Regions from separate parts of the Homo sapiens genome. Here region 2 is linked to region 1. Evidence: chromatin contacts called from ENCODE POLR2A ChIA-PET data. All regions are on one chromosome and are shown on one strand. The core of a region is the stretch at or near the end of the contact, and the rest is flanking DNA. Distances in the headings are between cores, read along the strand shown.

Evidence for each region. ChIA-PET counts read pairs that join two places held with the same protein, here RNA polymerase II (POLR2A).
Region 2: POLR2A ChIA-PET joins it to region 1 with 19 read pairs in PC-9. The contact joins the promoter of ZNF114-AS1 here to the promoter of TGFB1 in region 1. POLR2A ChIA-PET finds 5 or more read pairs at or near these places in 2 of 52 experiments (GM10248 and PC-9).

What each region holds. Positions count from the first base shown.
Region 1 is chr19:41,352,672-41,356,428 of GRCh38, reverse strand. It overlaps TGFB1 (transforming growth factor beta 1), which reads left to right and starts at 2,507. Exons shown (of 7, transcript NM_000660.7): 1 at 2,507-3,739. The coding sequence starts at 3,385. It overlaps B9D2 (B9 domain containing 2), which reads left to right. Exons shown (of 4, transcript NM_030578.4): 4 at 1,416-2,012. The coding sequence ends at 1,729. RefSeq lists enhancers at 1,630-2,131, 2,055-2,204 and silencers at 2,205-2,734, 2,885-2,954, 3,255-3,334, 3,495-3,757.
Region 2 is chr19:48,270,258-48,274,014 of GRCh38, reverse strand. ZNF114-AS1 (ZNF114 antisense RNA 1) reads left to right here and starts at 2,183. Exons shown (of 3, transcript XR_936008.4): 1 at 2,183-2,399. ZNF114 (zinc finger protein 114) reads right to left here. Exons shown (of 6, transcript NM_153608.4): 2 at 2,566-2,770; 3 at 2,187-2,288. RefSeq lists enhancers at 1,681-2,186, 2,187-2,693.

The sequences.
Region 1 (3,757 bases), core at 1,258-3,757:
GGCACCAGCCTTGCTTTCTCTTTTCTCAAGCCCCCATTTTGTCCATCAGGAAATCTTAAACTGCCTCTACTTTTGAAATACATCCTAAATCCCACTTCTTACCCTTTTCTCGCCCAGCACCTTGATCTGTCCAAGTTCTTCTCTCACATGGACTATGACAAGAATCTTGTCTCTGGAGTCCCCTTCCCCAACCCCCCTGGTCTGCACCCCACATGCAGCTGGGACCCTGTGAACACCTAAGTCAGGTCCCATCTCTGCTCTGCTCAGAACCCTCCAATGGTCCCCATCTCACTCAGGGTGAAAGCCATAGTCTTAGCATGCATCACAAGGCTCTCCACAACCAGGCTGGCACCTCCTTCCCGTCTCCCCACCTCATTCTGCTCTAGCCATGCTGTCCCCACCAGGCACACTCCGTCTGGGCTCCAGCCATACTGTCCCCACCAGACAGTCCCCCCCCAGGGCCTTGGCACTTGCTGTTCCCTCTGGCTAGGAGCACTCTTCCTCTAGATGGCCACATGGCCTACTCCCTTCCTTCCTTTTAGCATTTGCTCAAATGTCACCTTCTTAATGAAGCTTCCTTGATCCCCTTCTTGCTAAAGCGGTATCCCCACCCTCACCCTACCCAGCTCTGTTTTCCCTCACAGCAATTACCACCATCTGATCTACCCTATAATTTGCTTATTTACTACATTCGTTGTCTAGGATATCAGCTTCACGGGGGCAGGAATTTTTGTCTGCCATCCATGTTCATGTCTGCCGTGTCCCCAGCTAGCTAGAACAGAGTCTAGCACAGGAGAAGGGATCAGCATGAGATGAGATGGGGCTGGATCTCCAAGGGCTTTGACTACCAGACTGAGGAGCTGAACTGTGTTCTGAGGACATGGGCAAAGCTATGGAAGGAGAGAAAGATGCTTCCAGATGCCAGGTGGAAGGTGGATTAGAGAGGGGCAAGAAAGAAGGCCCTGGGCCCAAAGAGAGCAGGGCAGGGACATGAGGGAAGGCAGGAGGTGTCCCTGACAAGGCCCATGATGGTTACCTGGGGACTGGAGGAGCAATGGGCTGCCCTGACATGGGGTCATGGAGGAGGATAACACAGAGAGGAAATTCAGCAGAGGTCTGATTAGAAGGGCCTTGAATGTTGAAGAGGTTGGACTTTATACTGAGGGCACTGGGGAGCTATGGAAGGATCCTTAGCAGGGGAGTAACATGGATTTGGAAAGATCACTTTGGCTGCTGTGTGGGGATAGATAAGACGGTGGGAGCCTAGAAAGGAGGCTGGGTTGGAAACTCTGGGACAGAAACCCAGAGAGGAAAAGACTGGGCCTGGGGTCTCCAGTGAGTATCAGGGAGTGGGGAATCAGCAGGAGTCTGGTCCCCACCCATCCCTCCTTTCCCCTCTCTCTCCTTTCCTGCAGGCTGGCCCCGGCTCCATTTCCAGGTGTGGTCCCAGGACAGCTTTGGCCGCTGCCAGCTTGCAGGCTATGGATTTTGCCATGTGCCCAGTAGCCCGGGCACCCACCAGCTGGCCTGCCCCACGTGGCGGCCCCTGGGCAGTTGGCGAGAACAGTTGGCACGGGCTTTCGTGGGTGGTGGGCCGCAGCTGCTGCATGGGGACACCATCTACAGTGGGGCCGACCGCTATCGCCTGCACACAGCTGCTGGTGGCACCGTGCACCTGGAGATCGGCCTGCTGCTCCGCAACTTCGACCGCTACGGCGTGGAGTGCTGAGGGACTCTGCCTCCAACGTCACCACCATCCACACCCCGGACACCCAGTGATGGGGGAGGATGGCACAGTGGTCAAGAGCACAGACTCTAGAGACTGTCAGAGCTGACCCCAGCTAAGGCATGGCACCGCTTCTGTCCTTTCTAGGACCTCGGGGTCCCTCTGGGCCCAGTTTCCCTATCTGTAAATTGGGGACAGTAAATGTATGGGGTCGCAGGGTGTTGAGTGACAGGAGGCTGCTTAGCCACATGGGAGGTGCTCAGTAAAGGAGAGCAATTCTTACAGGTGTCTGCCTCCTGACCCTTCCATCCTTCAGGTGTCCTGTTGCCCCCTCCTCCCACTGACACCCTCCGGAGGCCCCCATGTTGACAGACCCTCTTCTCCTACCTTGTTTCCCAGCCTGACTCTCCTTCCGTTCTGGGTCCCCCTCCTCTGGTCGGCTCCCCTGTGTCTCATCCCCCGGATTAAGCCTTCTCCGCCTGGTCCTCTTTCTCTGGTGACCCACACCGCCCGCAAAGCCACAGCGCATCTGGATCACCCGCTTTGGTGGCGCTTGGCCGCCAGGAGGCAGCACCCTGTTTGCGGGGCGGAGCCGGGGTGCCCGCCCCCTTTCCCCCAGGGCTGAAGGGACCCCCCTCGGAGCCCGCCCACGCGAGATGAGGACGGTGGCCCAGCCCCCCCATGCCCTCCCCCTGGGGGCCGCCCCCGCTCCCGCCCCGTGCGCTTCCTGGGTGGGGCCGGGGGCGGCTTCAAAACCCCCTGCCGACCCAGCCGGTCCCCGCCGCCGCCGCCCTTCGCGCCCTGGGCCATCTCCCTCCCACCTCCCTCCGCGGAGCAGCCAGACAGCGAGGGCCCCGGCCGGGGGCAGGGGGGACGCCCCGTCCGGGGCACCCCCCCGGCTCTGAGCCGCCCGCGGGGCCGGCCTCGGCCCGGAGCGGAGGAAGGAGTCGCCGAGGAGCAGCCTGAGGCCCCAGAGTCTGAGACGAGCCGCCGCCGCCCCCGCCACTGCGGGGAGGAGGGGGAGGAGGAGCGGGAGGAGGGACGAGCTGGTCGGGAGAAGAGGAAAAAAACTTTTGAGACTTTTCCGTTGCCGCTGGGAGCCGGAGGCGCGGGGACCTCTTGGCGCGACGCTGCCCCGCGAGGAGGCAGGACTTGGGGACCCCAGACCGCCTCCCTTTGCCGCCGGGGACGCTTGCTCCCTCCCTGCCCCCTACACGGCGTCCCTCAGGCGCCCCCATTCCGGACCAGCCCTCGGGAGTCGCCGACCCGGCCTCCCGCAAAGACTTTTCCCCAGACCTCGGGCGCACCCCCTGCACGCCGCCTTCATCCCCGGCCTGTCTCCTGAGCCCCCGCGCATCCTAGACCCTTTCTCCTCCAGGAGACGGATCTCTCTCCGACCTGCCACAGATCCCCTATTCAAGACCACCCACCTTCTGGTACCAGATCGCGCCCATCTAGGTTATTTCCGTGGGATACTGAGACACCCCCGGTCCAAGCCTCCCCTCCACCACTGCGCCCTTCTCCCTGAGGACCTCAGCTTTCCCTCGAGGCCCTCCTACCTTTTGCCGGGAGACCCCCAGCCCCTGCAGGGGCGGGGCCTCCCCACCACACCAGCCCTGTTCGCGCTCTCGGCAGTGCCGGGGGGCGCCGCCTCCCCCATGCCGCCCTCCGGGCTGCGGCTGCTGCCGCTGCTGCTACCGCTGCTGTGGCTACTGGTGCTGACGCCTGGCCGGCCGGCCGCGGGACTATCCACCTGCAAGACTATCGACATGGAGCTGGTGAAGCGGAAGCGCATCGAGGCCATCCGCGGCCAGATCCTGTCCAAGCTGCGGCTCGCCAGCCCCCCGAGCCAGGGGGAGGTGCCGCCCGGCCCGCTGCCCGAGGCCGTGCTCGCCCTGTACAACAGCACCCGCGACCGGGTGGCCGGGGAGAGTGCAGAACCGGAGCCCGAGCCTGAGGCCGACTACTACGCCAAGGAGGTCACCCGCGTGCTAATGGTGGAAACCCACAACGGTGAGCTCGGAGGGGCAG
Region 2 (3,757 bases), core at 934-3,433, 6.9 Mb before region 1:
GAGGCCGAGGTGGGCGGATCACGAGGTCAAGAGATCAAGATCATCCCGGCTAACACGGTGAAACCCCGTCTCTACTAAAAATACAAAAAATTAGCCGGGCGTGGTGGCGGGCGCCTGTAGTCCCAGCTACTCGGGAGCCTGAGGCAGGAGAATGGCGAGAACCCGGGAGGAGGAGCTTGCAGTGAGCCGAGATAACGCCACTGCACTCCAGCCTGGGCGACAGAGCGAGACTCCGTCTCAAAAAAAAAAAAAAAAAAGAAAAGCCCCACTGTTGCCTGGGGGATCCAAGTCACTTTGACACAGAAGCAAGCCTGTGCAACTCAGGGGCTGAGCTGTAAATAAGAGTTTTTGAGACACAACATTCCACGTCTATCTTGACCTTATAGTTCCCAAGGAAACAGCCACACCTGATGATAACCCCATTACACGCATCTCAGCTGTAAGCCTACCTAAGAAGATAAAACCGCCTATTTCAATTTAAGTTTCCCTGAATTCCGTCCTTTCCCCAATACAATTGGAGCGCCGGTTCTGACCCTAGTAACCTCAGACACATCAGCTCAGGACAGTAGTTTAAAAAAAAAAAAAACAGAAAAGAAAAGAAAAAGAAAAACAACGCATCATTGTGAGTCAGCTCAGGTGAGCAGGCTGAGGTTGGCTTTTGCCTGATTGTCCATGACGAAGATATACCTGGCTGATGAAACACATTCCCACCTTTGCCCTGAGTTCCAGTAAATCAGACCTCACCGGAGCGGATTAGTGATAAAAATGCATCTTGTTCCGACCGTGGGGTTTGATCCTGACACCTTCACACCACTCTCCTTGCAGCTTGTCCTTTTTATATATTTCCTCTGCTGAGGTCTCAGTTCCCATAAAAGACCATGTTCAGCACACGGAACTCAAACCCTCAAAGCTCTTTATCTGGCCAGGCGCTGTGGCTCACGCCTGTAATCCCAGCCCTTTGGGAGGCCGAGGCGGGCAGATCACGAGGTCAGGAGCTCGAGACCATCCTGGCTAACGCGGTGAAACCCCGTCTCTACTAAAAATACAAAAAATTAGCCGGGCGCGGTGGCGGGCGCCTGTAGTCCCAGCTACTTGAGAGGCTGAGGCAGGAGAATGGCGTGAACCCGGGAGGCGGAGCTTGCAGTGAGCAGAGATCGCGCCACAGCGCTCCAGCCTGGGTGACAGAGCGAGACTCCCTCTCAAAAAAAAAAAAAAAAAAAAAGCTCTTTCTCGTAAGAAACCAGTGCATCCTGCACGTCTGGCCCTGCCCAGGACTTTTCAGTTCACCCTCATCACAACAGGCTCCAATCCAATACTTTTTTTTTTTTTTTTTTTTTTTTTGAGAGAGAGTCTTGCTCTGTCGCCCAGGCTAGAGTGCAGTGGCACGATCTCGGCTCACTGCAACCTTCACCTCCCAGGTAGAAGCGATTCTCCTGCCTCAGCCTCCCAAGTAGCTAGGATTACAGGCGCTCGGCTCACTGCAATCTCCACCTCCCAGGTTCAAGCGATTCTCCTGCCTCAGCCTCCCGTGTAGCTAGGATCACAGGCGCCCGCCACCATGCCCGGCTAATTATTATTATTATTATTATTTATTTTTTTTTTTGAGACAGAGTCTCCCTCTGTCGCCCAGGCTGGAGTGCAATGGCTCGATTTCGGCTCACTGCAACCTCCACCTCCCGGGTTCAAGCGATTCTACTGCCTCAGCCTCCTGAGTAGCTGGGATTACAGGCGCATGCCACCACGGCCAGCTAATTTTGGTATTTTTAGTGGAGATGGGGGTTTCACCATGTTGGCCAGGCTGGTCTCGAACTCCTGACCTCAGGTGATCCGCCCACCTCGGCCTTCGAAAATGCTGGGATTACAGGCGTGAGCCACCGCGCCCGGCCAGCTCCAATACTTTCATGGATGCAAAGAACACAACCCCTGCAACCGCTGCATGCGGGCATCTCTGCTGCCCAAGCCCGGGGACAGGCGCTTTCGCAACGCTGCAGCACGGTATGGGGGAAGCGCCCTTCTCCCTGGGCCAAGGTGAAGGGCGCGCTCGGGGTCTGAACACGTGGGTCATTCGTGCCTTCCCCTTTCCTCCCGGAAGGGTAGAGACAATGAGGCTTTTGCAGACAGCAACTCTCAAGTCCCTGGGCCCCGGCCCGGTCCCGCCCTTAGTACGGACACTCAGGCACACTTACTCTTCCACTAGCTCCGGCTTCCAGATGTCTCTGTCGGTGGCGCAGCCCAAAAGCGCGCGCAGCCCAGGAGCGTCTCGGAGCTGCACCAGGATGGGGATCAAACTGTTGAAATAAATCAACCTAACGAGGCCGCCAGGAAGGACCGACTACAGAGATTCGTCCTGCCCAGACATTTTGTACTCGCTTCTTGACCCCTTCCTCAAAATGGACGGTGTAAGGGACCAGGGGGAGGAGAGGGGAGCCGAGCAGGCAGGGGATCCCAGCGCCCGCACTCCTGCCTGCCCACCCCCGTCCCACCCCCCGCCCCCGGGACCCGATCGACCCGACCCCAGAGTCTGACCCCCACGACCAGTAGATTGACATTTCCTGTAGAACTTACTCCCCAGGCACTCCTGATCCAAGCAGGAAACCCCAGCCTTGGGTCCTCGCTGTCGCCTCCGCCCGCGCCACCGTTCCTAGGCTCTCCAGCTGGGAAGCGCGCTCTCTGCGCAGCCAACGCGCCTCCTTGCGGGCTCCGGAGACTCCGGCCGCTTGCTGGCTTCCTGCATTTCCCAAGGAAAGAAGGCTTTTTTTTCCCCTCAGTACTGTAAAAGGGCGGAAACAGACAGGTTGGGGAGTCTCCAGTTTCTCTCTTGTCCCCATTTTTATGTTTTTGCTACCACTCCCCCCCATCCGTTGACTAGCGGCTAAACCGCAAGGCTCCCGTCGCCTACCCTTGAAATGATTTTTTTCTTCCTTCCTTCCTTTCTTTTCTTTCTTTCTTTTTTTTTTTTGAGACGGAGTCTCGCTCTGTCGCCCAGGCTGGAGTGCAGTGGCGCGATCTCGGTTCACTGCAACCTCCGCCTCCCGGGTTCATGCCATTCTCTCGCCTCAGCCTCCGAGTAGCTGGGACTACAGGCGCCCGCCACCACCCTGGCTAAGTTTTTGTATTTTTAGTAAAGACAGGGTTTCAGCGATCTCCTGACCTCGTGATCCGCCCGCCTCGGCCTCCCAAAGTGCTGAGATTACAGGCGTGAGCCACCGCGCCCGGCCCTTCTTTTCTTTTCTTTCTTTCTTTCTTTCTTTCTCTTTTTTCTCTTTTCTTTCTTTCCCTTTTTTCTCTTTCTTTCTTCTCTTTCTTTCTTTTCCTCTCCCTCCCTCCTTCCTTCCTTTTTTCTCTTTCTTTCTTCTTTTTCTTTCTCTCTCTCCCTTCCTCCTTTTCTCCCTCCCTCCCTTCCTCCCTCCCTTCTTTCTTCTCTTTCTTTCTTTCTTCTTTCTTTTTTCTTTCTCTTTCTTCCCTCCCTCCCTTCTTTCCTTTCTCTCTCTCCCTCCCTTTCTCTTTCTTTCTTTCTTTCCTTCCTTCCCCCCTTCCTCTCTCCCTCTCTGCCCCTCCCTCCCTCCCTTCCTTCCTTTTTTATTTTTTTCCTTTTCTTATTCTTTTTTTCTTTTTTTTTTTCTGAGACAAGTTCTTGCTCTGTCCTTCAGGCTGGAGTGCAGTGGCGCAATCTTGGCTCACTGCAGCCTCAAGCGATCCTACCACTTCAGTCTCCCAAGTAGCTGGGACCACAGGCACGTACAAGGCATGCCTGGCT